Linked DNA regions of Mus musculus: all the other regions are linked to region 2. The links are chromatin loops, found by intact Hi-C in ENCODE. Cell type or tissue: left cerebral cortex. All regions are shown on one strand. Links, peaks and the distances in the headings refer to the core of each region. The heading gives the core; the rest is flanking DNA. Region 1 overlaps Sacm1l (SAC1 suppressor of actin mutations 1-like (yeast)). Region 2 overlaps Lztfl1 (leucine zipper transcription factor-like 1). Region 3 overlaps Sacm1l (SAC1 suppressor of actin mutations 1-like (yeast)).

Region 1 (10,861 bases), core at 1,379-6,378, 150 kb before region 2:
GGGAGTGGGTAAATAATACTAATCTAACGTAACTATAACACACACACTTGACCATAATTTTGCCCTCTCAGTTCTCTGTAGAAGTCTAATCTTCTGTTGTGACAAGATGTCTGAGAAGTGTTTAGGCTCAGGGGTTTCAGAACTTTGAATTCATTGTCTGGTGACTCCTTTGCCTGTTTGTCCTTTAGCTGAGAGAACATGCCAGGGAGCACATTGATGGAGCAAATTGCTCACCTGATGGCAACCAGTCATCAAAGGGGAATAGGCTAGTGTACACATGCCTATACACAGGAATAGGCTAGTGTACACATGCCTATACACAGGAATAGGCTAGTGTACACATGCCTATACACAGGAATAGGCTAGTGTACACATGCCTATACACAGGAATAGGCTAGTGTACACATGCCTATATACAGGAATAGGCTAGTGTACACATGCCTATACACAGGAATAGGCTAGTGTACACATGCCTATACACAGGAATAGGCTAGTGTACACATGCCTATATACAGGAATAGGCTAGTGTACACATGCCTATATACAGGCTAGCTTTAAATGACCGTCTTTCCTTCCACTAGGCTGTACCTTCTAAATTCCAAGAGCTTGTCTGGCCAGCTGCCAAGCTTTTAAAACATAACCTTTTAGGGACACTTATGGTACAAGCCATGATACTTATGAAAGGAAGCCTTAAATGACAAACATTGCTTTCTCTAAGACAACTACAATATGGCTTGAAAACACAGATTTAGATTACTCCAAATTCTATGTTTCAATATGGAAGCAGTTTCATGAAGTTTTTATAGTTTTGCAGTACAGTGAAAGTCATTGGTGTGTACATCAAAGCGGGAGTTAGAGCAGAATGGCTAAGGACATTCCCTTAACTTTAGAAGTTACATATGTTCTCACTGCATGGCTGTTTGTGTGTGGTGCCTGAGTGTAAATCTGTTTTACATGGCGCTGTTGGTTTATTATTTAAGGTGCGCTAAATTTTTTTTGTTTGTTTGGTTGATTGGTTGGTTGGTTTTTCGAGACAGGGTTTTTTATGTAGACTTGGCTGTCCTGGAACTAGCCCTGTATTCCAGCTGGCCACAAATTCACAGAAGTCTGCCTCCTGATTGCTAGGAATAAAGGCATGTGCTGCTACCACATGGTTGGTTGGTGGGTTGATTCTAAATACATTGTATATCTTCTTTTTAGGTCCATCGGTTTGCTCTTCCAGTGTTGCATGGCTGTATCCTTATCTGAAAAATTTGTACCTTAGTTTCTATAGTCTTTGTTTAAATTTTATTTTACATGTTTAAATGTTAAAAATGTTTACATTTTAAGACAGGTGCAGAGTCTCAAATGTGATGTGGGATGAATACTTCAGTATTATTAGATATTGCTGTAACTGTACAAATGTACAACTTAGCACAGATGTAAACACCTCCTCCCCTTTTTAGATTTTTGTTCTCTGCAGAGTAAATTACCATTTTTGCTCAAGAGTTTAGGGGCTGATGGCTTTAAAAGAAAGATGTATACTGCATCTTGTTCTTTTGGAGTTACCTTGTAGCAGTGAATTACACAAGAGTAGAGTGAACCTACTTAAATGATGCCTTTCCTTAGTGTTAAAAGAAATCAGATTAAGACTACAGTCATCACCAACTTGAAAAGATGGAAACTTTTAAATTATCATTTGAAGAATGATAAAAATATGAAAGTAGAATATAGCTGATATCCTTGGGGAAAATTAAAGTGTAATACAAAGCAAATGTTAGTTATCTAGTTGTAGATTCATTTTAAGAACACATTCTAATCAGAGCTATCATAATAAAGGAGGAACTGGCCGTGAATAAATAGGCTGCTGAAGTTGCAGTGTGTGCAGATGAGTGGTACAGTCAGCACCTTGTGTATGAGTTAGCACCTTTGTGTCCAGTACAGTGATGAGGGTCATTAGCCTAGCAGTCAGGTTTACTTGTCTGTTATGCTACCATAAATTTATATTCATTCCTCTGTGTCTGTCTGTCTGTCTGTCTGTCTGTCTGTCTGTCTGTCTATCTCTGTATCTATTTATTTATTTTTTGGGTTTTCAAGATGAGGTTTCTCTGTATAAAAGCCCTAGCTGTCTTGGAAATCGCTTTGTAGACCAGGCTGGCCTTGAACTCAGAGTTCACAGAGGCAACCTGCTCCTGCCTCCTAGGTTCTGGGATTAAAGGTGTGTGCCACCACTGCCTGGCAGATTTTTTGTTGTTGTTTTGTTTGTTTTATTTTGTCTTTTTTTTTTTTTTTTTACAGGTTTTTATATTATTAAGAAAAGTAATGGAGAAGATACTTTTCATAGTTACAGGGAAATGAAAAAATGAGAAAACTCTCAGGGTAAAAGCTCAGGTTCATTCTGTTGTCTTCATTCCCGATTAAGCTGTCTCCTCTTGCCCCTCCCCTTCCCCTTCTCTGCCCCTTGCTCTCTCCTTTCTTCCCTTCTGCCCCTTGCCCTCCATTTTCCTCCCCTTCCCCTCCCTTTCGTCCTTTTACCTCCTCTTTCCCTCTCCTTCCTCCCTTTCCCTTCCCTATCTTCCCTCCCTTCCTTTCACCTTCCCTTCTGTATCTCCTTCCCTTCCTCTCCACTTCCTCACTTTGCCTTCCCCATCTCCCCTCCCCCCATCTCCCTTCCCCTCCCTTCTCTTATATAGGTCTCATGTATTCCATACTGACCCCGAACTCCATATGTAGCCAAGTATGGCTCTGAACCTCTGATCCTCGTGTCTCTACCGCCCAGGTGCTAGGATTACAAGCCTTCTGCATGCTGGACAAGTATATTCTACATCTTCGCCTTACTTCTACCCTACCCTCCACCCAGTTTTTAAAAGTTCTCCTAAGAACATAAGAATATAGTAAGAACAGATGTGTTTTAAGTAGTTTTTCAAGGATTTGGGCCAATTGTTTCTACTTTGTTTTTAAAATGATATTATGAATAGGCAAATAATAATCAAAAAGATCATGGGGTTGTTTTCTAGACTGCTTTATAAATAGCTTACCTATTTAGTGTTGAGTTTAAAGCTTAAAATGGAGTTTTGTTTAATGTCATTTGTTAACAAGGACTGTATTTCTAGGTTTCATATTTACAGAGAGACCAACAAGCACATCTAGGTGGAGTGTGCTGTAGACAGGGAGAGATGTGTTTATGAGGAACTTAATTCAGACCATGGAAGGATTATAACTCTCACCTCCCATGTGAGTAGAGGTTTTGTAGAGGACTGGTGCAATAAGCCAGCATCACTGTGTTACAGCAGTAGACCAGGGTGAGCAATGCATGAGACAGGGCCGTGTCAGTGAGAGGAAGGCTTCAGTGTTGTCAGGTAGGAAACTTTGGAAAACTGAGCTTACCGGGTTTGCTAATTATATAGCATATGACAGATATTGGTGTAACTGTGAGGTTCTTATCATGTTAAGTGGAAGGAAATCATCCATTGAGATGGGGAAGTCTGAAGTAGAGAAAGAGAAGAGTATCATTTATTTGTTAAGCTCAGCATTTCTGTAGAAGGGCAAATGAAGATGAGGGAGGATCCAGATTAATAGAACTGGAGATGAGGAAAGGGCTTACACTAGAGGCATAGTTTCTTTTTGAATATGTGTATGGCAGTACATATTCATGTTGTATCTATAGAGTTCAAAGGACAACTTTAGGTACCGGGTTTGTTGTTTCCACTATGTGGGTCCTGGGGATGGAGCTCATGTTGTTTAGCTTAGTAGCAAGTATCTTAATCCATTTGAGTCACCTTTCTGGCCTTACAGGTATAAATCTGTAGGTGGTCAGGGTAGATGGCCGGCCGGCCGGCCTGCCTGCCTTCCTTCCTTCCTTCCTTCCTTCCTTCCTTCCTTCCATTTTTTTCCTTCCTTCCAACATCAGTTTAGTTTGTGTGTACATCTGTATACTTTTGGAGATCAGAGGACAACTTTCAGGAGTCTGTTTTCCTACCTTGTGGATTCCAGGGATTGATTAAACTTGGGTCCTCAGGCTTGGTCCTTTATCCACTGAGCCATCTCATCAGCCCTTAGATGGCATTTCAGTCCATGAAATGAGATGAAATTAGTAAAGGGAAATAGAAATGTAGATAGAAAATCAGCCCAGAGAAAGAGAGTGTACCATCAGCGTAGTGAGAAAATGCTAGAGCCATGTACTGTAGGCCTCAGGATTAAGGTCTTCTAGAAATGAACCACAGTGGGTGAATGGAAAGGGCAGATTGTAGAGTCGCTCCAAGCTTTGTGCAGATACAGCATAGACCAGTGAGGGGAAGGAGAAGCAGTCAGAGCAGTACCCTGGGAGCAAGTGAAGACAGTGTTTCCAAGAACAGTGACAGCTGCTGAGGCATGCGAGTGGTTAAATACGACTTCTCAGGAAGGAGAGTATGTGCTGTTTCTGTCTTCCTTCTCCAAATGAGGAAATTAACAAATTCTGCTAAGAAAGGTTTTAGAGAAGTTGGGAATGGTAAACATAGATACTGGAGTAAGGCTGACTGTGGTAGTAAAGAATTCTGGTGTAGCTGTGGGTTCAGTGGGTAATATGCCCTAGGAGCATATAGGCCTTTTATTTTTAGTGAAGTATGAAGCAGTGTTGTAAGCTATGGAGTGGTGGAAATTGAGTGTGTGGTATGGGCCTCCTGGGGAGTAGGGTAGGTGGGCCTGGTTCTAATGCTTGACAAAAAATAGTGAATTCTTTCATTTTCAAAAGTTATCTCATTTTGATATGTTTGTGCATGCATACATACATACTTATTTTTTCCTTTTGTTTATTTATTTATTTATTTTTACATACTTATTTTGTAATCAGGAAAGTGAGTCATAAAGTCAGTCAATCCCTTTTTCTGCCAGCTTTAGCTCTCTAACAGCAGGCTAATGCATTGGTTTATGTTTGTGCCTTGTTTCAAAATAGCTACCTTGGGCAAGCAAGTGAAATATGGTCCTGGAATCGTCTCTGGTTTTGTGACTTTTGATAACTTGGGAGTTTGAGAAGCCATCAGGGAATGTGATGGTGACAGGCAGCGGGAATGGATCATCAGCAGTTACCATTGATCTCTTAGAATTTGTGAAAACGTCTTGTATAAATTCCTAATGCATCCACAGCAGCCTGCTATAACAAAATAGTGAGCTCCACAGAGAATTATGGCTTTGTGGTCTGGTCCTTTTCAGATTACACACAACTCTGAAGAGGAATAAGTTGTTGTTTTTGATGACTCTGGGAACTTATGGGGAGTAATGACAGGTTTAGAAGGTTAGGATGTACTGTCATTTTCATAAAACTCAAAAGAAAGGTTTTTTGTTTCTTTTTTAGGTAAGGGTTATAGGTACAGAAACTAGAAAGGTGGGAGAATGGTTGTCACAAGCTTGTGCAAAGTTGTTATTTCTAGACATAAATTCAGCTGGCTCGAATGGGAAAAAGTGAGTAAATTGAGACTTGGTTGTATTATGAAGTTGAATGGCAGGCTCACAGATTCTTCAAGATTTATTTATTTTATGTATATGAATACACTGTAGCTATTATCAGATGGTGGATATAATTTGATCCATGTCTACATGCTTACACAAAGGGATGTTTGTTGAAACTCTGGTTATGACAGCCTAAGCCAGAAATAACCAAAGCCAACTTGCATGTCTGTCAACAGCAGAACAGACAAATAAAGTAGTATATTCTTTCTGCTGTGTTGCATGTTTGTATTCTCAGCCCCATGTAGAACAGAGGGGAAAAGGTTAACAGTTTGAAGCCAGGCTGAGTCATAGTGAGACTTCGTCTCTAATAGAGACCCCCTTCCCCGGATACACAGACACACAAAACCAACCAGTAATATATTTATGCAGAGGATAATTAAATACTGTAGTAGTGAATCAGCCTCAGAAACTTACAGAGCATGAGAGGCCACAGGAGTACCTACAGTGTAATATTCATACATACATAGGTTCTTACAACAAGGTAAGAAGTGTTCAGACTAAATAGACGACTGTTCAGTGGTAAAACGGCAGCCAAGCAGAGGAATGCAGTGAGTGCCCATCCCTCAGTGGCAGCAAGAATCAGACGAAGAGAGCTCAGCATGCTTCAGAGAGGCATTGTGTACAAAGATTTGATTTTGATCAAGTACATTTGACTTAAAAGCCACCATTTTAGTCAGTTTCAATTGTACAATTCAGTGACTAGTGTTGAAGGAAAGGTTTTGAGAAATCCCAGGCTGACCTGAACTCTGCTTCTGAATATGATCTTGAACCTTGTACCTCTGAGTGCTGAGAGCATATGAGTGCATCATTACATGTGGGTTATATCATGCTGGGGATCAGACCCAGGTCTTTGTGTGTGCTGGAAAGCACGCTACCATATTATATTTTTCTTTACATTAGTCTTTTTCCAGTTTTAGGTGCACTTTTTTACATTCCAGGGAAAAAGCAGTTGTAATTTGTTTCTAGATTAATATTTTGATCTGCAAATCTTGATATACATATACATGCATATCTACATATACATGTACAATTATACATATGATATATTTCATATTTTTCTTTAACTACAATAGCTTGGTTTTTTTTTTTTTCCTTCATCTAATTTTTAAGTTTTAGTTTTTGCAGTGCAAAGGGTTGAACCCAGGGCTGAGCTATGCTCCTAGCTTGTGTTCTATTTTCCATTTCTTATTTGAAGATTAATTTCTTTCAGATTCTTGGTTTTCGTTCAGAATCAGGTTTTACTTATATCATTGATACTTAGTTTTATGCTTTTAGAAAATAGTTGACGATATCAGGGGAAGGAGACAATTAAATAGAAAACACTAGAGACATTTTTAAATATTCTGTCCACATGTCAGTGTAGGAGAATGGAGTTGACAGATTTCACAGTTGGAGATGAGGATCCTCAGGGTTTTGAAGTGGTCATGAAGAACCTGAAAGACTTGCATATCCTGTCTTTTTTTTTTTTTTTCCCTCCTAAAGACAATCCATTCCTAGTAAGTAGATTTGAATTGATTCTGGAAATATTTCTATGTTACATTTTTCTTAACATAGTTAAGTTATTACTATGCACTCATGTTCTATTAATGGAAAATATTTTGATTGGATTCTCATCTCCCGAAGGAGTTGTTTCAGAGCTGGTGTTCGTTATTATGTGAGAGGTAAGAATTGTTTCCTATCAGCCTGATTGGGCCATACCTGATATGGTTTAATGCTTGTCTTAAATGACTTACCTGTGACCTTTTATATCTTGTGTTATTTGATGCCCCTGCTAACGTCCTCTCTCGCTGTAATTAGTATGTCTTCTGTGCTTCTTTCCAGCTACTATAATTACTTTGCAAATGTTAACATGGCTCGTGGGCGGTTAACTGTATAAGAACATCTGCGTGCTTATTAGGCGTCTGAAAGTATGCTGATATTCTGTAATATACACTCATACCAGATAGGATTTCTCTTACTATTCTTGGTTTCATTGCATGTATAAGGGTAGCCATTTTACTTCATGATGTCAGTTTGTAAAATATTTTTTACATTTTGAGTATCTTGTAGGCTCTGCACTAAAAGTATGCTAATAGCTCAAGACAAACTACTCTGATGTGTGTTAGAGTTACTGTGATCATGAAGGCTCCCCAGCATTTGTGTTGCTTTCAACCACACTGTATCAAAATAAAGTCCTATTCAACAAAAAACTGTAATTTTGAACCCAGAATGTTATATAGAGAATATTTTGTTAATCTTATTACAGATACTATAGCGCCATTAAAAAGCCACTAAGAATGGTCTCAAGCCAAATTAGAGTTAGTATCTCCTTGACTACATTTTCTTGGATTGTTAAGCATTGAATACATATTTAAAATATGAATTTTATTTTTAAACTGATAGAAAATTTCCATTTAATCTGCTTGATTCTTTGGGATTTTGTTGTTTTGTTTTCTTTTTTATCATTATTGTTTTTTCTTTCAAGACAGGGTTTCTTTCTGTGTGTAGCTTTTGAGTGTCGTGGAACTTGATTTGTAGACAAAGTTGTTCTCAAACTCACAGAGCTCTACCTGTCTCTGTCTCCTGAGTGCTAGGATTAAAGACCCGGCCTTCTGCCTGGTTCTTACTCCTCTGTCAGATAACCAGACACTAGTTTCTTATTTACATAACTCTATAACTTTTTAAATTAATTAAAACTATTAGATTAATATGTTTTCTTTTATATAGACAGTGGTTATATTTTATATGTGTTTTCCTACATGTTGGTTTCTTTAAAAAATTAATATACTTTGGAAGCTCTTTCATAATGGTATTTCCTTCTTTCCTCTCTTCCAATTCTTTCTCTTTCCAAAATAATTGATAACAAGAAGCTTGTTCCTTAATGAGAATTATGGAAGGTATCTTAGTCAGTGTTTTATTGCTGTGAAGAGACACCATGACCACAGCAATTCTTATAAAAAGAAAACACTTAATTGGGGCTTGCTTACAGTTTCAAAGGTTTAGTCTATTACATCATGGTGGCATGCAGTCAGACATGGTACTGGAGAAGTAGTTGAGGGTTCTACATTCAGATTAACAGGCAGCAGAAGGGAGACACTGGGACTGGCATGGGCTTTTGAAATCCCAAAACTTCTCTTTTCCTCTCTTCAAGTGACACACTTTTCTCTTAAGTCCATACCTACTCCACCAAGGTCATACCTACTCCACCAAGGTCATACCTTCTCCCTTTCAAGTAGTGCTACTCCCTAATAGCCTATGGGGAGCACTTCTCATTCAGAACACCACAGAAAAACAAATGTAATCTCGTGCTTCTGAAAGTAATTTAGCATAACACCATTGCCAATGTAGCTCAGTAAATCTGCTTCCTTCTGATTATCTACTAATGCATAGCTACAGGTATACTAATAATGATAACTCAAAATGCTTTCTTTGGGAAATATGTCAGAGAAAAAGGGATGTTTTAAATATTGGGGAGTTGAAAATTTATTGATTTCTTTCTGATAATTTCTTTCCTTTTGGGAATCTGGGTCAGGGCTACCTTGAAAATTGGTTTTGCTTATGTAACAAGCTAATAAGGAAATACTTCAGGTACCAAAAATGCCTAACCAGTGAAGAGTCTCTGGTAATTAAATTGCTTTTCAAACTAGGTTTCATGGACATGTTCATGGTCATGGATGTTTAGGATCATACACAATTTTTTTACTTGATATTTAAATATCTCCTAGAAGTACTCTGTATTACAACTAAATACTGTTGATGCAATGAGCCACATTTTCATTTAGTGTTATGTTATTATAAAGCATAATCACAAGAAATGATAGTTTTAAGTTTTTAAAATAGGATTTGTAGGCTTACTTGACTCTCTTTTCTTCAAAAGGGAGTGTTTTGAGGATATTTATAGTAAGAAAAATATCAACAAGCTTCATGTTTATATAAATAAATCTTGACTACTCTTTAAGCCAATTTGAGTTTCTTTTAGTTTTCTGATAATGTACTAACCATTTGTTTGAACTTGTATAAGTACTTATCCATTAATGTGAACTTAGTTGATAATTCTTAAGTTATCTTGAGTTAATGACTTTTTTCATATATTGCTTTTGTACCAAATATTAGGAATTGATTCTGAAGGCCACGCAGCTAACTTTGTAGAAACAGAGCAGATTGTGCACTACAGCGGGAACAGGGCTTCGTTTGTCCAGGCAAGTGTCTGTGTCTGATGCTCATCCAGTTGCCTTTTCTACTCATCTTCATTTTCTGTTATGGTGAATGTTCTTATTCCCTGTTCTTTTTTCCTTCTTCTCGTCCTCTCCTTCTCTTCCCCTGTTCAGGTGTTTTGGATCAGGGTCTCATGAAGCACTGACTGACCTTAAACTTACTATATAACTAGTTATATGACTTTGAACCCCTGATCCTTCTGCCTCCATGTCCCCGGAGCTGGGATTGCATGTATTTTCTGCCAGGCCAGTCTTCCTTCTTTCTTAAGTACTACCTTCATGTACAGTATAGAAAAAGTTCAGTTAAGAAATGGGTTGGCTATTAATCTGGCACTGTCTTATGGAGAAGAAAGTGTCAGGTTTATGGAACTTTAGCAGTGGAGCAGTGTAAGCCTGTAGGTTACTAGGGTGAAGACGATGGAACGGCTGGCAGTACACACTTGGCTTTACCTGCCTTACTCAGCCCTGCTCACCTGTTGCCTCTGGTGAAGCTGTGCAGTGTTGCCTACTCCAGAGTCAGTGGCTAAGCAAATCCAAAGCAGTTTTCTATTTATTCATATTGCCAAACTATATAATGTATATAAAACTTGTTAATTTTTACTGCTAGATAAATATTTGTTTTAGAACTATGTAATACACAGAACTTTCTGATATACGAGCACCATGTGTGTAACACTGGGAAGGGAAAGTGCTTTTTAAGCCTATTTCTATAAAACAAGAACTGTATGTATGTATGTATGTATATATGTATGCATGTATTGAGTCTTTATAAAGACCCATCTATTGGGTCTTTATGTTGTCCTGTAGCTGCTAGATTTGTTGTTTTTCTTGGCAAAGCTGTTAATATGTGTTATGCTTTCAATAATTAGATTTCGAAAACTAGCTTATGTATCTTTCTTTTCACATTTCTTTCTTTTCTTTCAGACTCGAGGATCAATACCTATTTTCTGGTCACAGAGACCAAATCTAAAGTACAAACCACATCCACAGATCAGCAAAGTAGCAAATCACGTATGTATCTTCTTGAATTTTTCACTTGTTAAAATAGAACTTAAGTTGCTTCTGGAACATATATTTGTTTCTCACAAGTCAGAACTTAACATCTTCAAGGCCCTTCTCCTGGGCCTCAGGAACTGCCTCAGGAGCATGTTACAAGTGCTAGAATGAGACTCACTGAGCCTCATGACAGATGGGCACTTGGG
Region 2 (10,861 bases), core at 2,769-7,768:
CAAAACAAATGATATCACATGCTGGCAAAGATGTGGGAATACTTATTTACTGCTGGTGAGAGTGCTAACTTGTACAGCCACTATGAAAAATCAGTGTAGTGGTTCTTTAGAAAGCTGGCAATAGATCTATCTCAAGATCCAATTGTACCACTCTTAGGCATACCCTCAAAGGCATCTACATCCTACTACACAAATACTTGTTCATCCATGCATATTGCTGCTCTATTCATAATGGCAGAAAATGGAAACAGCTTACATGCCCATCACCTGATGAGTGGATAATAAACTGTGGTAAGTTTACATAATGGAATATTATTCAGCTTTAAGAAAAATGAAATTATGAAACTTGGGTAAATGGGTAGAATTAGAAAAAAAATTATCCTGTGTAAAGGTAATCTAGACCCCAAAAAAGACAAACATTGTATGCTTTCTCTCTTATGTGGATGTTAGCTTTTAAACTTGGTATCTGTGCTATAATTAAAAATAATCAGAGGTTAGGTACCAGGTAAGGGACTACTGGGGAAGTGAGGCTCTCCCTAAGAAGGTGGAGTAAACTATAGTATTATGGAAAGAAAAGGGGAAGCTGGAACAGGAGGATTAAATAGGGAGAGAATATGGGCAGGGACAACCAACATTAAAGACCATTTGAAAAGCTACATAGAAACCTACTACTAAAAAGTTTCCTAAAATATATACATATGTGAAAGGAATATAAATGGAGTCACCATATAATAGGGAAGAAAATGCCCCAACTAGACATCTTCTGCCACTAAGTCGTGCCAGGAAAGAGACTTATTTATGTCATTGAACATGGAGAAGTTGAGCTAGTGCCTAACTGGAAACTTCACCCCAACTAACACTCGTAATACTGGAAAGTACTCTGCACTCTACTAGAGAGAAAAATAGTCATCAGTGTCACTCGGCTCCAAGCCCTGGGACACAACAGTGACCTGCAACCTGCAAACACACAGGTGCAATAGTCACACAAATGTCATAGGAGGAAACCACCATTTTGTGATCAGACATAAGGCCCACTCCATGAGATGGAACCCACACCAGACACTGCTAAAGTGGCCAGGACCTGAGACTAGCTAGATCACAGGCCTGGGGAAAATCTAGTACTGTTATTCTGTTGAAGGAACATAGCAATAAAATCACTCCTAATGACATACTGCTATACACACTGGTAAGTGCCTTAGTATATACCAGAGAAGTTTCTGGCAGGAGATGGGAATTAACAGAGATCCACAACTGGACAATATTCAGAGAAAGACTTTGGAGCACTCAGTCCCAAATGAGATGTTTTCATCAAAACCCTCCCCCTTAAGTCCAGAGAGAGATGCAGAAGAAGGAGACAGCCCATAAGAGCTAGAGGTGAGGAATGACTCCAAGCATACCAGGTCTTGCCTTCCAAATGCAACAGACCTGATACACATATGAATTCACAGAAACTGTGGCATCATACCCAAGACCTGTACAGGTTCAAGCCAGGTGGAGTCTCAGCAATGAGAGGAAGTAGACATGGGATCTGAGTCTGAATCAAGAAGGAACCTGTAATTGATACCCTATGGCAAAAGGGAAAATAAGTTTTCTCTAATGGAGCCCTTCTGGATGTATCAATCATATACTTCAGGGCAGACCCCAAGCCCAGGAGGAACTGCCTAAAACAAAATAAGTTCTATGGTATTTTTTTGTTTCATTTCCCTTAGTTTTGGCATTTTTTTTTTTTGTCTTACTGTTATTTTGATTTTTCCTTTTGTGTATAGTGAGTCTCTCTGTTTTTATGGGTTATCTTTATTTACAAAGTCTTTTTTTTTTGGTATGCACGTTTGTTTGCTTTGAAAATGAGAAAAATAACAAAGTTGAATGAGTGAGATAGACTTGGAAGGAATTAAAAGAGAAAACATGATTGAATATATTGTCTGGACTTTTTCAATTAAAAAATCAAACAAGAAAAGAATTTTGGATAAGGGAAAAAATGTAAAAACATAGTAAAGATTTTGAATTCTTCAAACTGATATATAGGTGGACTACGCATAACAGGTTTAAAGCTAAGCTGGAAACAGTAAGATTTTACTCTCAAAAGAACAAACAGTATAGGTGTAAAAATAAGATTAGTCACAGTCATATAAAAATTTAATAGGCATGTTTTTGTTCTCAGCCAAGAGACTATTACTAATAATGAGTATAAGTGTTTCTAAATTGACAAGGATTTTAAGTTTTTTTTCTGTTGAGTTACATGTACTTCTTCATAATTTGACAACTGCAGTATATATCTTACATCTGGATCTTGTTTTTGACTGGGCAAAAGTTACAGAAAAAAATAATCTGCATTGCTATAACAGGAAAATAGCCTACATTTGTTCAATATGAGGATAAAGCAGTATCTTCAACAAAATGAAACAGTAGTTGATTTTTAAAAATATTTAGTCTCTAAACTTGAAGCAAAGCTCCAAATGGCTTTTAAATAAATTCATTACACAAAAAATGTTTGTAACTGTGTAACTTTTGAGAAGTTATAAAGTTGTTCTGGAACATTCACTATATATATATTTTTTTTTCCCCTAGCCATATAGCCATATAAGAAAAATCATGTCAATAAGTAACTGCAGATAAAATAATGTCTGAGACTTGCTTCAAAAAAGACACAGACAAAGGGAAGAAAGAAGGAGGAAAGAAAGTTAATTGGCCATCCCTGGTGACTGTAAAACTGAGTAGTGGGTTCCTTGGGGCTCAGGATACCACCTTCTGTATTTTTGCATGCTTGAATTTTTTTCATAAAATTTAACAAAAATCTAATAATATCTGGGGATATAGCTCAGTATGAGAGCAATGGCCTAGCATATATAGGCTCCAGGCACAATACCCATTCCAGAAAAAGATTAAAAAAAAAATGTTAGAAATTGGGGGAAAAAAAACATCTAGAGGTAGATTTAGGGATTATTTGGCAGACATTTACAATAACAACCACAGAAAATACAATTTTGCACTGAATATTCATCCGAATCTCTTTGCTCATATAAAGCACAATACTGTGTCCCACTCACTGAGAGGACCACAGGAGAGACAACGATACACTAACGGATTCCCAGCAGGTAGAGCGATACTCAGCTATTATTCTCAGGTAGGCTTGCAGAACTGCCACTCTGGAACGTCACTGTTTCCTACAGCATACTAGATACAGATGAAGCTAGAATAGATTGGAAGTCACTGTAGCCTACAGTACATTGAATACAAATGCAACTCATTATCCCTCGCACTGTCACTACAGCCCAGGAAAAGCCAAGTAACATTCAGAATAATAAAACCTAAATGCAAATTCTTCCTTTACTTCCTTAATAATAAACTTAAGAACATCCTGCCTGCTATTAAGACTTGTAATGTAGTCCTGTAAGCTGTGACTCTTCCCTGGAAAATGGACAAAGGGTAGAGTTTCTGAGCCAATGTAAGACAGCAATAGCGTTCAGCAGAGAGAATGACAAAGTAGATAGAATATGATGAACAGTGATTATGACCAAAGTTTCTAATTTTATTCTCTTTAGATGTGGAAAAAATAGCTATACTGTTTTACCTGTTGGTTTTCTTGATCGAGCTGTAAATCTTGAAGTACTCTTTCCAATTTTGACTTCTCATCCAGAGCATTTACAGCCTATAATCAAATGTAAACAGAGTACACTCAACTTATACTCTCTAGGCTAATTCCTCAATAACTGTGTTGAAAGATTCTCCAGTTACCTGTATTTCAATGGTCTTCAGCCTTGACTTTAGTTTTTCATTCTCTTGTTGAAGTCTTAAAATTTCCTTTGTGAATAAATCCAAATTTTATTATTTTAAAGATTTATTTTTATGTGTATGAATGTTTTGCCTGCATGGATGTGTGCATGTATAATCTGTATATACATATATATACACACACACACACACATATATACATATACACATATATACATATAATGTGTGTGCAAGTGGACACTAGGTGAGGGCATCAGATACCCTCATAGGCTAGAGTTAGAACTGAGTCTGGGTTTTCCACAAGATTAGCAAGATATATTAACAACTGAGTCCTCTCTCCAGCCCCCAAATTTTATTATTTTAACCAAAAATATGTTTAACATGAAATGATCACACTTGTTTCACTTAAAAAATAATCAAAATTATATAGTGGCTCAAAAATCCAAATGTTAGGAGTAAAAGCCAACTTTCACAAAGCCTGCCTGAACCCCATAGCTGTGAGTCAAGTTTAGCTCTAAGACTTATAGGTGCTTTTCTCTTAAAAGCACCTTTCTCCTTCTGCTCTGTTTTCAGCCACTCTCCTTGCTTGCCATCTCTCACCTAGCTTTCTGATCCTGCAACTTGGGCCTGTTCTTGGCCACATTCCTGCCACTTAGCCTGAAAACACACTACTACCATCATTTTAGTGTCTGGTGTTCAAGTTCTAGAACGGCTGAGCTGAGGCCAAACCCCTTAGTCCTTAAGTAGTTTTGATATGAGATGAACCCACCTGACCAGTCTGATTGTGCATTTTACTCCCATATACACTGTACTCTGTGGTTCTAAGTCATGCCAACCTTCTGTCTGCCTCTGGCAAGGAGCTATTCTGCTCTTCTACCTTACAGGCCCTTTAACTTAACCTGTCTTCATCTTTAAGACCCAGCTTAGAGGCTACCTCATTCAAGCACCGGTTCTTATCTCCTCATATCCACACAAAGCTCTATCTTCTTTATAATACTATTATACCCACAGAACCCTTTAGTTCTCTCATCTCTGCTTCTGGAAATGTTAGTTCCTACTTTCCAATGAAATAATAAGAGTTTTGAGACTGTACTAGGTACTGCACTGCTTTTTATCAATAACAACACTGACATGTGTGTACTGCCAAGAATATGGGAGTTGGGAAAGTATTTATTTTTATGCTGATAATTTCTATAAGCATTAAAAATAACCTATACATTATAATAGATTACACATTTCAAATGCACACCAGAAAACACCGTTCAAAATTCCATGCCCTGTACTGTAAATTCCATGTACTTTACTGTGAAAACATCTCTCAATCACTTCAGATTCTACAAAGTAAGCATGCCCTCTTCTGGTCACTTGGGTCCATCAGTAAAACCGTGACAGACTATTTCTCTTACCTTAGCATTGTTCAGGAAAAGGGGAGGAAAGAGGCAGAACCAAGATTTTCTCATTTCCCAAAATGATGAGAATATTACCTTGTTTAGGAGCTCTGTAGTTCCACCTTCATTAATTGGAACAAGTTTAGGCTTTGTGATATCTATGATGGGCTGCAACAAAATGAAGAAACCAATCTAAAATTACCAGAGTAAAGCAGGAATCATTGTGAAACATCTTTACTTTCTAAGTGGAAGACATAATCTATAAACACACCTACCACGACTTCAGCTCTACAATTGTAATGATTCTTGTTGTGTTCACTCTGTTATGTCCAGTGCCTATGATGTACCTGCCCTATGAAGCTCAATATATGACAGAGATAAAAATGAAACCAAACTTCCCTATACTCCTTTATTAATACAGATGGAAAAGAGAGACAAGGAGATCATAGTCAGATTTGATAAAAATCTCTAGCTTCTAGGATTGGAATTTTCATCTGTGGTAGCTGAAAATGATTTCTGAATGAACTTCATACCATCAATCTTTAATGGCTGAGAAATTACAAGCAAATAGTAACTTAACACTTATTTGGACATTTTAGTAGCATGTCTTAAAAGTAATAATCCATGCCCTCTGACCCAAAATGTCTTAGTCGGAAATATGCTCCAAAAAAGTTATTAGAAAATATTTTCTGTGTGTTTATACTTGGATTCATCTCAGCAGTGTTTAGCGATCTGATGGGGAACTAAATATGGTTTACGGTATATATAGTAAGTGACATCACAGCACATAATTGTTCAGAAAGTCTACTAGGATGTCTCTACCTCCTGTCTTGGGTAACCTGTCTATGGTACACAGCTAAGAAGCAGAGTCAGGGTATAACAACAGGGATGATCACCATAACGTAGGTGCTCTGTATCAGCTAAATGAAGGGTTTACAAGGGATTGAGAATGGACTGCAGGGAGGGAGGGAGGGAGGGAGGGAGGGAGGGAGGGAGGGAGGGAGGGAGAGAGGGAGGGAGAGAAAGAGAGAGAGAGAGAGAGAGAGAGAGAGAGAGAGAGAGAGAGAGAGTGTGTTTTTTAGTTACTTCTGAAACTTTTACATCTTTTGTCTGCAGGTATGAGTGGCAATTTAAGTTCTGCTCCCAACCTGAATGCCTTTCCTTTGACTGTCTCACTTTCATCTCCACTAGTTATGCTATGAGGAGTTCAGGTACCAGCTATTGAGAAACACAGGAAGCTAAGGACAAGCTTCAGTGGATAAAGCACTTACCACACAAATGTGAGGACTTACGTTTGGAGTCTCAGTACTCACACACACATCAGGTCGGTGTGGTGACCTGCCTGTAATCTCTGGGTTCAATAAGCAGACATGGGATTCCTATGACAGCTGACGAGCTACCCTAGATGAATTGGTGACCTCTGAGGTTAGTAAAAGTCTTGGCCTCAGTAAAGTGGAAAGTGACCAAAGAAGACAGGCAGCTGTGCACATGTGCACCCACACATGCAAATAGGCATGCATACATAGGTATAATCATATCTGTAAAAACAAATACAGACTTAGACATACTAAAATCTACCTTTTTACTTGAAGATACAAATTCTGCCTTTTCAAATTCAGCAACTTGTTCTAATAATTCTCTGAAAAATAAAAGCAAATTTAAGAGAATATTCATTGAGAATAGACTTCTAGAACATAAAAGAATAAAAAAAAAATTACAAGAACCAACCTATTACATGTTAGGGAGATGAGCATAAGAGGGTACAAAACTGTTATTTGATTACAAATGGGTGAGAATCTCATGCCCTGTAAAGCAATTTAAATCATTCACAGGTCTTGGTACTTTGTACTTGATATGTATATCGTGTCGTAAGACATAAACAGCAATGCTAATACCTATATGAATGATATTTATATTTCCCTCTATTTCTGAGGTACAGCAGTGATTTCCCTATTACATAACATTTACTGTCATCTAAGAAAGAGTCTGATTTGTAGTACAGTTTTCTTGGATATGACTTAGTCCACAGTATCTACTGAGAGAGAATGCTAGCATATTCCATGAAAGCTGGTGTTGTGAGCAAGCCCCTGATAATCTACCAAGATAGATATGTGGACTATACTCCTACGTACAGACGACTCTTCTATCTTCTTCAAACATCAGCACTCAGTATTTTCTCACCAGTCACCCACTGAGAAATGGACAGCTGCAGAAGCCAAACGAACTTCCTTCCCTCCTGGAAGACTGTACTTAGCACTGCTCATCATTTTCCACTTGAGGAGAAACTGTTCAGAGAACAATTTCCAGGGCTTAGCAGCGAGTCCTTCTTGACTTCTGGCAATTATTTATTTATTTATTTGTTTGTTTATTTATTTATTTTTGAGACAGGGTCTTACTGTATAACACAAGCAGTCTTAAGAATTGAAACTGTATGTGTGAACCATGATGTCCAAGTGGCATGTTATTTCTTAGAACCAGCTTCAACTTCATTGATCTTACTAGAGGTTTTGAATTTATGAGCTTTTCAATACTGTAAGATTTTTAAGCCTTTTATAGTTTACATTTCCTAAGTTAAGTGTATGGTTTCAAATGTAGTTATGTAGAAACAAATTTGCAATGCTATTAGGCTGAATAGATGGAAATTATTCTCTAGTATATCTTCAACTGTTCTAATCTTTACTTCTTAGCAGATCAATGAATCAAGACCACTGTAATATTAACCATGTTACTAAAGATGCTCTAAGGAATAGGTACTTTAGATTGAAAAGCAGTTTCATGTAGTTGGAACTGATAGTAGAAACAGAGTGTCTTTAAGAGGCCTTTGAGTGCTCCTCAAGGAAGGAATCATCTAGTGACTGTGCCTTGCTGTTACCTTACCCAGTGTCGCACACCCCAGCCCAGGAAAGTACTAGCAAAGTAATCACTAACTTTTGAGATCATAGTTGGGCCTCAACTGCAAGTACAAATTTTACCTGTTTTCAAGTTCAGAGATGTCTGTCTGTAGCTTTAGATACCACTTCTCAGCTTGGGAGAACAGCTGCCGTAGGAGCAGGACATTGGTGTAAGCTGTATTGATGAGCTCGGACTCCACCTCACTGTGTACCACAGCCTGCAGCCCATTTAGGACTTCTGAAACCTCATCAATGGTGAAAGTCTCCTCCACCAGCCTGAAAACAGTATGACACCATTGGCTCGTTAGTCACAGGAGCAACTTACAAAATGTAACTGAAGTCAAGAGACCGACATCATGACATTTAAAGAATTAAAGATTGCAAGAAAAACTCTCTGGGAGAGATTAAAATGATTAGATGTGAGTAATTGTTCAAATGTGTTCATTTTAAAATATAACTACATATTGAAAAATATCCCCTAAACCTTTACCTATTCTTTTTTAACTTTACAATATTATTTTTTTTTACTTTATACTCCTCTAAGTTAGCCTTATTATATTTAGTAACTTAAAAAGTCACACTTAACTCCCCCACTTTCTGTTACTTCTCTAACATTTTAATGATCATATGAATTACTTAAATATTAGTATGCCTATGAGACAAACACTGCAGTTATATATTAACTTTCTTAGCAGTCTAGACATACACACACACACACACACACACACAAATTAACATTTTTAAAGTACCACTATGAATCACAGAAATGAATATCTAATCAACAGCAGCATTCAAATCTACTCTTACCGGAGCTACTTGGGTTAGAAAGGAATCTCGGGAGATGAGCCATTGTCTTCAATCCCTAACTGTACAGAGGGCTTGGAGCATGGAAGAGATTTGCCTGTGGTTCCACTGTGGGTTACTAGCTCCAGCAATTTCAGTAACATGACCAACAGGTGGAGTCCTTAACAAATCCTGTGCACACCTCCTACTCTCAATGACAGTATCACACTAACAGAGTTTTGTTTCTTCCAGCTTTGCCCCTCTAAAGTCTCTCACCCTCAGACCCTTAGCCTCACCTTCTCTTCTTTCTTTCTTCCAAACAGACAAAAATCAAACATCTTGGCATAATCATATTCAAATTAATAGAAAACACTTTTAGCACAGTTACATTTCACTAAGTAGTATTTAACATATAATTCTTTAACATTGTTAAACTAGAAAAATTTAATCATTCTTAAAAACACTTTAATTTTAGAGTCTTTATTAAAATGTTAATGTTTTCTATATTCTTTAATAGACCTCACCATATTTTTGCCAGTTCCATTGCTTTCATCCATTGGGTTTAATAAACCAGATTAGGTAATTGGTTGAACAGACACTAGTACAAGGCTGATGACCTCCACAACAGCTAGAGACATCCTGAAGACCTTTGCTACTTACGTGTGACTCAACGTTTAACTAGTTTCCATTGTTGTTTCAACAAAACTTACCAACTTTTGTTTCAAGTCAACCAACAATGTTGGTATTACCAAGTATATGTTTTATGTTGTTTTTCCTTCTCCAAATTGCTCTATATGAAAAGTATAAGTTCATAACTGTCATGTCATATGGCTCTACTTTTTAAAGAAATCACTTAAGAAACTAAAGTTATGGAACTTTATAGAATTAAGCCCGTCACAATTTTTATCTGAACCTTTCCAGTATGTAATGATTACCATGTGCATGCCTGACAACAGACTGTTACTATCACCCACAACTATGTCTCAATTTCACAAATCCATGGAACTTAGTGGAGTTTCTCTCAGTGACCACTGTGGTTTCTGTATTAGCATTAATCAGAATTTAATTTATCCACTTAGGATCCTTTCTTTCTTGAGAAACTTTCACATGACTAGGTACACATACATGTATATAAAGTAAGTATACAGGTGAGATATTTACTAATTAAAAAAATCATAAAAATTTTTCTTAAAACAAGCCAGGTGTTGTAGTACACACCTTTAATCCTAGCACTTGGGGAGGCAGGCAGATCTCTGTGAGTTTGAGGCTAGCCTGGTCTACAAATAGAGTTCCAAGACAGTCATGGCTGTTAAAGAGAACCCTGTTTTGAAAAATTGAAGAAAAAAATTGTTTAAAACCACTTCTCTGGCATACATATAATTTGCCATTTACTAAGGCTGAAAGCTAATTTTTCATATAATGAGATGAATGTGCTTATTTTTATAGCAACAATTAAATCTTGGTTGAATATTTGATAAAGCAGGATACAGCAGCTTTAATATTTTTCAGAGTTGATTAATATTTTGATTTTACAACTATCAATGCTGAGAAAACTGCCTTGCACAAATAATAGTACAAAATGGCAAAAATATATTTATGACCATTTCACAAGTGGTTGGAAATTGTCTTAATCCCAAAACAAAAGTCACTTAATGAGTTTTTAATGAAATTCAACTCAGTACCTCAAATAGCAATTTTTAAAATCAAAGAATCAACACAATAGGTTCCAGAGATATACTAACTTGATATTTACCTGCTGAGAAATGATGGTAAGAAACTATTAGGTCGTTGTCATAATTAAAACATTACATTTCCATAAGAGCAGAATACTTACATATACAGTAAAATCACTGTAATTCAAAGTATACAATAGTCTAAGCCAAAGAGTTTCAGGCACTTTGTATTGGTGTTGGGTGGCATGATGGCCTGGGCAGTGTGAACTGTGGCTGCAGCGTGTTCAGAAGTCATATGACAAAACTGGGAAATGCTGGCAGAACACTTCAGAGTCATTTTGCATTTAATTATGAAATAATTTTTAGTGATTGCATCTTAAACCTTTTACTAACG
Region 3 (10,861 bases), core at 5,234-10,233, 160 kb before region 2:
TGTCTCCTGAGAGGCTTGACCAGTGCTGACAAATACAGAAGTGGATGCTCACAGCCATCCATTGGATGGAGCACTTCTACTTACTCTTATTAAAGGGATTGATAGTGCTTAGTCTCTGGCAACATTAGAAATCACCGACAGCTTATCTGATGAGGAAACTCAAGTATGTGTTTTTGATACCATCTTCTTTTACTATCACACAGACTTCTTTATTTTATGTTCTGCAAAAAATGGAGGTCTGATACTAATGAAAAATGATAGTTTTTATTTTTAGAATAAATTGTCTAAATTGATTTACTTGAAGTTACCGAAACTAGATTTCTATTTTGTTGGTGAGCTTTTCTATTTTTCTTTTTAAGTCAAAAAAGATGTTCCCCCCTCTGCTGTTACAAGACCAATATTTGGGATACTGGGCACAATCCATCTGGTGGCAGGTAAGAGAAAATACGCCATGATGAGCAAAGAAAGTAATTAAACAAATAACATTAGGTAATGAAAAAAGTGTTCTTCCTGTCATTCTTTAGATAAATCTCTAGGTTAAGTATTTGTCCTTAGTTTCTAAAAAAATAATATTCTCTAAACAGGTAAATTTATCATCCTGATGTATTCTTTTTAAAAGAAAGATTTCATGTTTGATTTTATTCTACAGTTGAAATCTCATAAATCTTTATAAATTCTGAGAACATTTAATGTTTGTTTGTTTGAGACAGGGTTTCTCTGTATAGTCCTGGCTATCCTGGAAGTCGCTATATAGATCACGCTGATCTGGAACGCACAGAGGTCTTCCTACCTCTGCCTCCCAAGTGCTGGGAGTAAAAGCATGTACCACCATGCCTGGCCCATTTAAAACATTTTAATACATTGATTTATCAGAGTATGCCAACCCTTAAACTTATACTGAAACGACAGCATATGTTACACTGTAATATTTGGTATGTGTTATTAAGAAGGTATTTGTTTGAGATATGGTCTTAATCTATAGTTATAGCTGGGTTTGAACTCACTCTATATTCAAGGCTGGCCTCCAACTCACTATCCTGCCTCTGCCTCCCAGGTGCTGGGATTATAGGCATAGACAACAAGGTGCATTTCCATCTGAATTACATTTTATTGAACTTTTTTTTTGTTTTGTTTTGGTTTTTCGAGACAGGGTTTCTCTATATAGTCTTGGCTGTCCTAGAGCTCACTTTGTAGACCAGGCTGGCCTTGAACTCAGTAATCCACCTGCCTCTGCCTTCCAAGTGCTGGCTTTTATTGAACTTTTTAAAAGTTTCTTTTTTTTTTTTTTTTTAAATTTCAGTCACAATGTTAGGTGCTGATTACAATAGATTTCAAATGTTCCTTTTCTTTTTGTAGTTCACAATCTAGTAATGGAGATATACACGTAATAAGATACTGTAGCACAGTATGACCGCTTCTAGGAAAGGGTTATATATAAAACCTCTGCGCACAGCAGTTGGAGGTAGATCATGGAACCCATAGATCATAACAATTAATCTGAGAGCTGGGATTATAGGTTGGTGGTAGTATTTGCCTATCATGTGCAAGACCCCAGCTTCTGTTTTCTATCTCACACAAGGAAGGGTGAGGGAACTGTGTTTAATGATCAGGGTAAAGATGATTGTTGTGATGAGCTGTAAAGATGAGCTGTCATAATGCTGATTTCTAACTACTTATTGCTCCTTTGTAGGGTCACAGTATCTAGGTAGGTATTCTGCCCCAGCACATTTGTGCACCATTTAGAGTAAAGAGGACAAAGGAATGGTGTCGAGAATTCTAGTATTTCAAAGAACAAGCTTGGAAAACAACAATAAGCAACAATAAGTCCTGTGTGCCTTGAGATTGACGGGAGAGAAAAAATATTTTCTCTCTACTCTCACCAGCTAAGCTCAACTCTTTGGCTATCGAAAGGTTTGCTTTTATCTTCTTGAGAAAAATACTGATTGTCCTTTTAATAGGATTTTTTTCTAAATGTATATTACTCTTTCTATTCATAAATTTTAAGAATGCTTTGAAAAATGGGCCTTTTATTGGAGGAGCTCAATGCAGTCTCATTTTTCCAGGCTTTAAAGTTGACATATAAGGGCTATTAATTTGTGTTTTCTGTTTGTTTTTGTGATATGCTAGGGCTCAAACCCAGGGTCTCACACATGCCGACCCATGGGCTCTACCACTGATCTTAATCCTCAGCCCCATTCTGTTTTTTTTTTTTAACATTTGCCTTTTCTTTTTCTCAGGTAATTATCTTGTTGTCATCACCAAAAAGATGAAAGTAGGTGAATGTTTTAATCATGCGGTCTGGAGAGCCACAGATTTTGATGTTCTTTCTTATAAGAAGACAATGTTGCACTTGACTGATATTCAGGTAAGACTTTAGTAGTTATTAATTGCAAGGCTCAAAAATGCCACACAGTAGGGGGTTGTAAAATGTAGATGGATTTCTTATAAGCCTAGTTATTAAACAATTTGTAAGTAAAGTTATTCTACTCTGTTTCTACCTATCCATGGAGATACTCTTTAAGGGACCGGAGAGATGGCTGCGTGGTTAAGAGCACTGAGTGCTGTGCCAGAGGACCCTGGGTTTAATTCTCAGCACCCACATGGTAGCTCACAACTGTCCAGGTCCAAGGGATCTGACACCTCACAAAGACACACGTGTAGGTAAACATCAATGCACATATTTTTAGAAAAATCATTAAAAAAGCAAATTTTAAAAGTTTATATATTTTGTTGGATTTATTTTTAAGTAATGAAAAATTTAAATTATGAAGTTCTTACAGAGAAAAAAGGACAAATAGAGTGCCCAAGCACTTCATACTTGCTGGGTGGTGATGACGCACGCCTTTGATCCCAGCACTTGGAAGGCAGAGGCAGGCAGATCTCTGAGTTGGAGACCAGCCTGGTCTACAGAGCAAATTCCAGGATAGCTAGGAGTACACAGAGAAACTCCCATGTTCAAAAACCAAAAATAAATAAAAATAAAAGAACTTAATACTTGGCCCTAGCCAACTATTCACTATAGAAAAATAAAATATTAGATACTTTTGAAATTGTTTTCCATTTCTTTTTTCTTCCAGAAGAAAGTTTTCTTCACTGTTAATCACATGGGACAGACAGACAGACACACACACACACACACTTTAGAGAGAGAGTGTGTGTGTTCGTGTGTGCACAGAACGTGTGCATATGTTTTCACATACTCTCATTTCCTTTGTCTACAGATGTCAGTCTCTTGGTTTAGTTAACACACAGTTACCTTTAACAACACAGTAACTGTTAAGGCATATCACCTGAGGAAGTAACTTTGCAAACATGAAAGTGCAAACAAACAAAAATGATAGCTCTGAAAGTGATTTGAAATTGGACATAATGATGGAGTCATGGAGTAGCTCGACTAGGGGAACATAGCAGTCACCAGTCTAGAGACTGGGAATAAAGCCAGAGGTTTAGTTACCCACTTATCACAGTGGAGTGGCTGGGATAGAAAGGAAGAGCAAGTGATAGCCACAACACACTTTCTGTTCAAGAAACTGCCAGAGTATTATATGGTATTCAGAGTGCAAAGAATAAAATGCCAAAAACTCCTTTAGACTTAGGAAAGTTGGTAACATTTACCAATGTCAGAGTAGATGACAATGATAAATGAAAAAGAACAATCAATGGGCAGGCACTGCTCAGGTTTCTTGATAATTTTTTTGAAGTAATTTTCTCTTTTTAGTTTTTATGTTTCTGATAGTTTGAATTATAAACTGAACCCAGCAGTACCTACTACTTGGTGTAGTGGTACACACTTGTAATTCCAGCACTTAACAGGAGGAGCCAGAGTTCAGGCCCACATGAGCTATATAATGAGGCTCTATGTCAGAGATGTAAACACATGGCTCATTAAATGCAATGCTAATGTTACTTTCACTGTTCATTTATAAGTTGTAATTGCTGGGGTTCAGGGATTTCCACACAGAGCATATGAACACTGATTTCAGTTAAGCAAGAATAGTTTATTGAGTGCATACCCCAAGAGTGATCAGGTCCACAACAAAGGACTTGTGAACCTAATTGTGGTCCTAATATGTATGCTCTTAGGGTAGGCTCTTTACAGGAAAAACCAAGTTCAGAAGGCAAGGGTGGAGGTACTGCATTTTGGCTAACTAAGCAAAGCGTTATCAGTTGACTTGTAAGCTGATGGGCCTCTTAGGAGACGTTCTCAGTGTCAGCTATGGATAGTGGCTTCTGGGAAGCAGAGTCTGAGAACCTGAATTTACTTCCACTTTATGAGCAAAATGGAGACTGGATACAAAATGGCTACAGTAATGTTAAAAGGAGCAAGCCTCAACAGCAGTAAAAACATCTTTTTTCCGTTTGGTTTTTGAGACTGGGTTTCTATGCATACCCCTGGATGTCCTGGAAATCACTCTGTAGACCAGGCTGGCCTCCAACTCAAAGATCTGCCTGAGGTTGTGTTCTGAGTTCTGCAATTAAAGGCGTGTGCCACCACCAACTGGCTTATGTTTGTTGTTATTGTTTGGTTGTTTTTTTTTTTATTTTATGTATATGAGTACACACTGTAGCTGTATAGATAGTTGTGAGCCTTCATCTGGTTGTTGGGAATTGAATTTAGGACCTCAGCTCACTCTGGTTTGCTCCAGTCAGCTCTGCTCGCTCTAGTCAAATAAATCTTTGGGTTCCAGCCAAAAGATCTCGTCACGGGTAGTTGTGAGCCACCATATGGTTGTTGGGATTTGAACTCAGGACCTTCTGAAGAACAGTCAGTGTTCTTACCTGTTGAGCCATCTCACCAGCCCCGTTTGGTGGTTGTTTTTTTTTTTTTTTTAATTTTATGTGTATGAATGATTTGCTGCATGTATGTATGTACACTACATATGTGCTTGGTGCCTGCAGAGGTCAGAAAAAAGCCTTGAGCCCCTTGGAAATAGAGTCCCGGATGATTGTGACCTGCCATGTAGGTGCTGAGAACTGAACCCCAGTCATCTAGAAGAGCAGCCAATGCTTTCAACTACTGAGCTATCCCTTCAATCCCAAGAACATTTTTAATATTTTCATAAAACTCTTAAAGGTTATAGAACAATCAATTTCCAGTAGCTTATGTGGAATAATTTATGTTATTAATGCAAATATAACATGGTATGGTGGTGCATGCCTTTAATCCCAGAACTCTGAGTTTGAGGCCATCTTGGTCTACAAAGTGAGTTTCAGGACAGCTAGGGCTACCCAGAGAAACTCTGTCTCATCCTCCCCTCCTCCCCCCAAATATACATCTATATCATGGTAAACTTTTACACTGGTACAAAGTAAAGATTAACAATACTTATTTTCCAAAAGTACTTTTGCTTGAAATTTGTGTGATACTTTCACAAATTGTATTGTTCTATTCCACTTTTAAATCTTTGTGTGTGTGTTTATGTGATTGTGTGAGTATATAGACTGGCAGGTATGTGCCATGGTCCACATGTAGCAGTCAGAGGACAATTCTAGGTGTTGGTCCTCACCTTTGTTTGAGACAGGTTTCTAGTTTGTCTCCACAATCACTGGTCATGAGCCTTCAGATATTTTCCTGTTTCCACATTCCACCTGACTGTGGGAGCACTAGGATTATGGATGGCACCACTGTGCCCAGGGTTAGGTGGGTCTTAGGGATCTGAACTCAGGTCCTCATGCTTGCATGGCAAGCATTGTACCCACCAAGCAATAATCTACTAAGCTCTCCCTATTGAGATTTGGAAACTTTCTAGAAGTGATTATTGGAGTTACAAAGTTACACCTCTTCAGAATGCTTGTTTCCAAAGTAATTTAGTGTTTGTTTTTTAAAAATGCCCTTCCCACCCATCCCCATTGTGTAACTCTGGGTGACCTGGAACTCACTGTGTAGACCAGGCTGGCCTCAAACTTACAGAGATTCTGCCTGGAGTGCCTAGATTAAAAACATACACAATTAAAAATGTTTTATACTTGAGTATTCTTTGCTTGCTTGCTTGGTTCTTTTCAGCTGTGCCCTGTATTAAATGCTCCCTTTTCTTTTTTACAGTTACAAGATAATAAAACTTTCCTAGCAATGCTAAACCATGTCTTGAGTATGGATGGATTTTACTTTTCAACAACATATGACTTGACTCATACTTTGCAGCGACTATCTAACACGAGTCCAGAATTCCAAGAAATGAGTCTCTTAGAAAGGGTAAGCTGGATTTTCAGGTATTTAATTTTTTTTAATTGCTTTAAGAATGAGCATGTCTCTTTTACCTATAATATTTATAATTTTTTTCCCCTACCACCTATGTTCCATCCTGGAGATAAACTCAGGGCTCATATGTGCTAGGCAAGCACTTGCCCATTGAGCCATAACCCAGCTCTGTTTTGATTTCCTTTACTCTTGACTGTATTAGAATCTCATGTGTGACTTTGAAAACATACCATGTTTCAAATTCTTATCACTGGCCTCACCAAGGGCCCTACCCTGTGTATATACACACAGCCAAAATTGAGATAAATTGAGGTAAATACTCAAGAGTCTAGTCACACGGGTGATTACTTTAATTAGATTCGTACTTACTTTGCTTACTTTGATCAGATGAAAACTTTTCAGAATGTGTATATGCATGGTATGTGTGTGTACACATAATACGGTGTTGGAGATTGAACCCTGGGCTTTGTACATATTAGGCAAGCACTTTACCACTGAACTCCATTCCAACCCCAGAGTTCATAAGTTTTCATAAATATTACCAAGCTATTAAATGTAAACTTGGGTGTCAAGTCTACAACTAGAATTGTGTTATGTACATTTGTGATTTCATTGTTCTTAGTTCAGCACTATTAGCAACATAATTAAGCTTATAAAAATAAAGTCAGTGTTCTAATAGGTAATGGCCTGTGAACTGTAATGTTTTTTAAGTAGAAGAGACAGCAATTTATTGATTTAAGACTCTGAGCCAGTTATGAAGGTAGAGGCCTGTAATCTCATCTCTGGAGGTGTTCTCTCATTCTTGATCTTGTTCTGCTCCTATGCTCTCACATCAGGGTCTCATTCCCAGGTTGGTCTTGAAGTCACTGTGTAGTCCAAGAAGACCTTGACTTTTGAATCCTCTTTCCTCAGCCTTCTAATGGGAGTACAAAGCTTGTGCCACAGGTTTTGCTAAAATGAGTGTACTTTTAATATTAGGTTTTAAATGCCCTCTGCTGCTGAGTTTCTGATGCTTAGGGACATGGCTTTTTGCTGCTTTGGTTTTATTTTCTTTTTTCTTTTCTCTTTTTGTTTTTGGTTTTTCAAGACAGAGTTTCTCTGTGTAGCTCTGGCTGTCCTGGAACTCACTCTGTAGAGCAGGCTGACCTCGAAGTCAGAAATCCGCCTGCCTCTGCCTCCGGAGTGCTGGGATTAAAGGCGTGGGCCACCATGCTCGGCTTGCCTTGGTTTTATTCATCTGTTATGTTTTACTTTATGCGTGAGGCTCTGGAGCTTAAACCAAGGACTTCATACATAGCATGAAGCATTCTACCACTAAGCCATGCCCCGAGTCCTGCCTATTTTTCTTTTTCTTTAATTAACAAATCATGGACATACTTAGGGGCATACAGAATTATAAAGGTTGCTATCTGTAGAACATTGCCAGTCCTGGACTGACTAGTGAAAATGATAAATTTCTCTAATTTAGTATTTTAGCTATTTAGAGTTAAGATTTTACATTGTAATCAAGTAAAATTGTATGTTAAGTTAGATATAAGCTAAATAACCAAGAAACTGGGCTTTTAAGCAAATGAGACTGATGCTATTTAAAACCAATTGCTGTCCTCCTTACATGTCTATCAAACTTCTCTCCTGTTTCTCCTTTGCTTGATGTATGCCAGGCATGTACTACTTAATGGGGACCCAAAATGAAAAACTGAAGGCCTTGTGCTATGGAAAGAGTGTAGCTGCCCGCGGCCACAGGAACTGGGTTCCTGAGTGGGAGGCCTGAGCTGTAAGGGAGGAAATGGCAGGCAAGAGACTAAGACAGCTTTCTGATCAAGGCCCAGTGTTTACTAAGAGTCTGTGCTTTTAAAGGGGGAAAGCCCATCTCCCGCTGATCCACGCCTGTAAGCAATTAGGCTGACAGCACTAGTTTGGCAGTAAGGTGTCAATTGCCAGTTGCCGGCTGTCTTAGGAATTTCTCAAGAAGGCTTGTTCAGCCTCTCAGCAGGTAGCAGCTCTTGGAGAAGAGCAGAGGCTGGTGACAGAACAATAAACCATTTAGGTCAGAAGGCTCCACCCCAGGTGGTCTCATTCACAGTGGCAGCAAGGTCTGAATCAGCCTACTCAAGGCTGGGGGAGGCTACAGAAGAGCCTTCAGTGGACTTAGAGAATAGAACAAGCATGCACAAGCAGAGGTGACTGCCACTGGAGACAAGGGTCAAACCTTAGTGGGATCCTGTAGGAAGGAGAGTCTGATTCTGTCTGGTAGTGCCAGGGACAGCTCCACCAAGGAAGGTTATCCTGGAGCTGAGGCTTATCAGTTAGATGATAATGGGTGAGGGAGGCTTTTGGCAAGGGAGTAAAACAGTACCCTAAGTTGTAGGAGCTAGAACCTATTTCTTCTATGACAGAAAGGGATGTTTTTTAAAAATATTTTTGTATTTTCTTTTGGACAAGACCTCATAATATAGCTCTGGCTGCCCTGGAATTCCACTACTAGAGCAGGCTGGTCTCAAGCTCACAGAGATCCGCCTGCCTCTGCCTCCTGAGCACTGGACTTAAAGATGCGCTGCTGGATCCAGCCAGGGATATTCTTTAAAGCTAAATAAAAATGTCACTTACAGAGAGCAATAAAAATGATAATTAAAACTTTATCTTCAGACAACAAAAAATTTACATTGAATGGTCAGTGTTTTTTCATAGAACTAAGGATTTGTCTTTGGTTTGGTTCCTTGACTATATTTTTCCAACTGTTATCCTTAAAGGTTTCCATTTCAGCTTCCTAAAGACTTTGATCCTTATAAAGCCATGTGGCAGAATCCTATGGCTCTTTCCTTGCTGCTTCCACTTATAATTCAACAGTGATTTTGTTTAGCGCTATGCTTTTTATCAAGCTGCATTCCAAATAATGCAACATTTTAGAAATGGCAAGTTATTACTCACATTTCACTGGCTTATAAAATATTTAGTTCTATAATTATACTGTTATGCAATGATAACAATTAAGTATGGGTAGTACAAACTAATTGGGAACACACAATAAAAGACATGATACTCCACCAGTCATTATCCCATAGGTCATTCCCTATGGAATGCGGCTCAGCAAAGTGCTCTCTACTTAGTCCATTTGTCAAGCTGAGTAAACCCAGGTACCTCTAGATTTGTGAGATTGTTAGACGGCCAGAGGGGAGGTCAGACCTTTAAGTAGTAGCTGCCCGATCTCCAGAGAGACCAAGAAAAGATAAGGCTCTGAGGTGGCTGTCACTGAAGAACTAACTGAGCAGATAGCAGAAAGGACATGTGTAGAATTTCTTTACCTCTAAAGACAAGCAGGAGTGGACAAGATGGAGGCCAAATAGCTATGCAGTAGCTATATTGGGTCAAGTGTTGTCCTTGGGTGGCAATAGTGGAGACAGAGAAATGAGTGTAGACTCTTAGTTAGGGTGTCTATTGCTGTGAAGAGACATGACCAAGGCAACTTTTATAAAAGACAACATTTCATTGGGGCTGGCTTACACATTCAGAGGTTCAGTCCATTATCATCAAGGCAGGAAGTATGACAGCATCCAGGCAAGCATGGCAATGGAGGAGATGAGAGTTCTACATCTTATTCCAAAGAGACCCAGAAGACTGTGTCCCACATGGCTAGGAGGAGAGTCTCAATGCCCACCTCCATAGTGACACACTTCCTCCACCAAGGCCATGCTTACTCCAACAAGGGCGCACTTCCTAATAGTGCCACTCCCTAGGCCAAGCATATTCAAAGCACCACATTCCACTCCCTGGCTTCCATGGGCTTGTTAAAACACATGAGTTTATGGGGGTCAAACCTTATGCAAAATACATTTAGTCCAACTTCAGAAGTCCCCATAGACTATAGCAGTCTCAACAATATTAAAAATCCAAAGATCAAAGTGTCTTCTGACATTCATTCAATCATTTAGTTATAATCTTCTATAAAGTCAAAATGAAAAAGCAGATCCCATACCTCAAACATTACAGGATATGCGTTACCATTCCAAAATATCACAGTGAGAAAATACTGGACCAAAGAAGACCAAAATCCAGCTGGGCAAACTTCAGACTCTGCATCTCCATGTCTGATGTCAAAGTGTTCTTCAGATCTCCAACTCCTTTCATCCTTGGTGACTGCTGTTGGCAGATGTGGCAAAAATTCAGCAGCAACAAACTTCATTCTCTGGTTTTACTCCCTGTTGGTAGCTTGTTTCCCACGGCTCTGGCATCTTTAACATCTTAGGACCTTCAAGGCAACTTAAACTTTACAGCCTCTTGTTCCAGTGTCTGGGATCCACACATGATCTTCTGGGTCCTCCACAGGGCTTGGCTCACTTCAGCTCTGCCCTCAGTAGCACTCTAGGCTCTGGCTGAATCCACTCCACTGCTGCTGCTGTTCTTGGTGATCGTCCCTTGGTACTGGCAGCTCCAATTTGCTGGAGTTTTCTGCTGCAACCAGGTGTCTCCAGTAGCCTCTCATAGGTTCTCATCATGGTGCCAAGCCTCAACTTCTTTGTAAGACCCCTTCAGTCCTAGGCTGTCAAATGCAAATGAGGCTGCACCTCCATCAATGTCCTTCCCTGGCTTCTCATAGTGCCATGCCTCAGCTGCTCTCTCTCCATGATCACTTAATGCCTTCAAAACCAGTACCACCTAGTTGAT

Evidence for each region. Hi-C counts contacts between places; a loop is a spot of excess contacts. Peaks named below come from ENCODE experiments on the same cell type or tissue, not always from the same donor. Only the 100,000 strongest peaks of a DNase experiment are listed, where the experiment ranks them.
Region 1: a loop joins it to region 2, with 2.5 times the contacts of the local background. A loop is called at or near these places in 2 of 42 quality-filtered maps.
Region 3: it touches region 2 in a loop (2.4-fold over the local background); 2 of 42 quality-filtered maps call a loop at or near these places.

What each region holds. Positions count from the first base shown.
Region 1 is chr9:123,559,366-123,570,226 of GRCm38, forward strand. Sacm1l (SAC1 suppressor of actin mutations 1-like (yeast)) reads left to right here. Exons shown (of 20, transcript NM_030692.5): 7 at 1,201-1,234; 8 at 7,026-7,127; 9 at 9,559-9,644; 10 at 10,584-10,670. Among named protein-coding and RNA genes, the nearest start is that of Sacm1l, 35 kb to the left of the region's middle. In left cerebral cortex, for the core only: no CTCF peak of the experiment used is centred there; a DNase peak (open chromatin) is centred at 4,352.
Region 2 is chr9:123,704,338-123,715,198 of GRCm38, forward strand. Lztfl1 (leucine zipper transcription factor-like 1) reads right to left here. Exons shown (of 10, transcript NM_033322.3): 3 at 8,093-8,287; 4 at 6,699-6,759; 5 at 5,217-5,288; 6 at 3,736-3,801; 7 at 3,572-3,649. Among named protein-coding and RNA genes, the nearest start is that of Lztfl1, 7.9 kb to the right of the region's middle. In left cerebral cortex, for the core only: a CTCF peak has its summit at 5,081 (motif pointing left); a DNase peak (open chromatin) is centred at 5,088.
Region 3 is chr9:123,546,625-123,557,485 of GRCm38, forward strand. Sacm1l (SAC1 suppressor of actin mutations 1-like (yeast)) reads left to right here. Exons shown (of 20, transcript NM_030692.5): 3 at 360-434; 4 at 2,238-2,365; 5 at 6,044-6,193. Among named protein-coding and RNA genes, the nearest start is that of Sacm1l, 22 kb to the left of the region's middle. In left cerebral cortex, for the core only: no CTCF peak of the experiment used is centred there; a DNase peak (open chromatin) is centred at 8,040.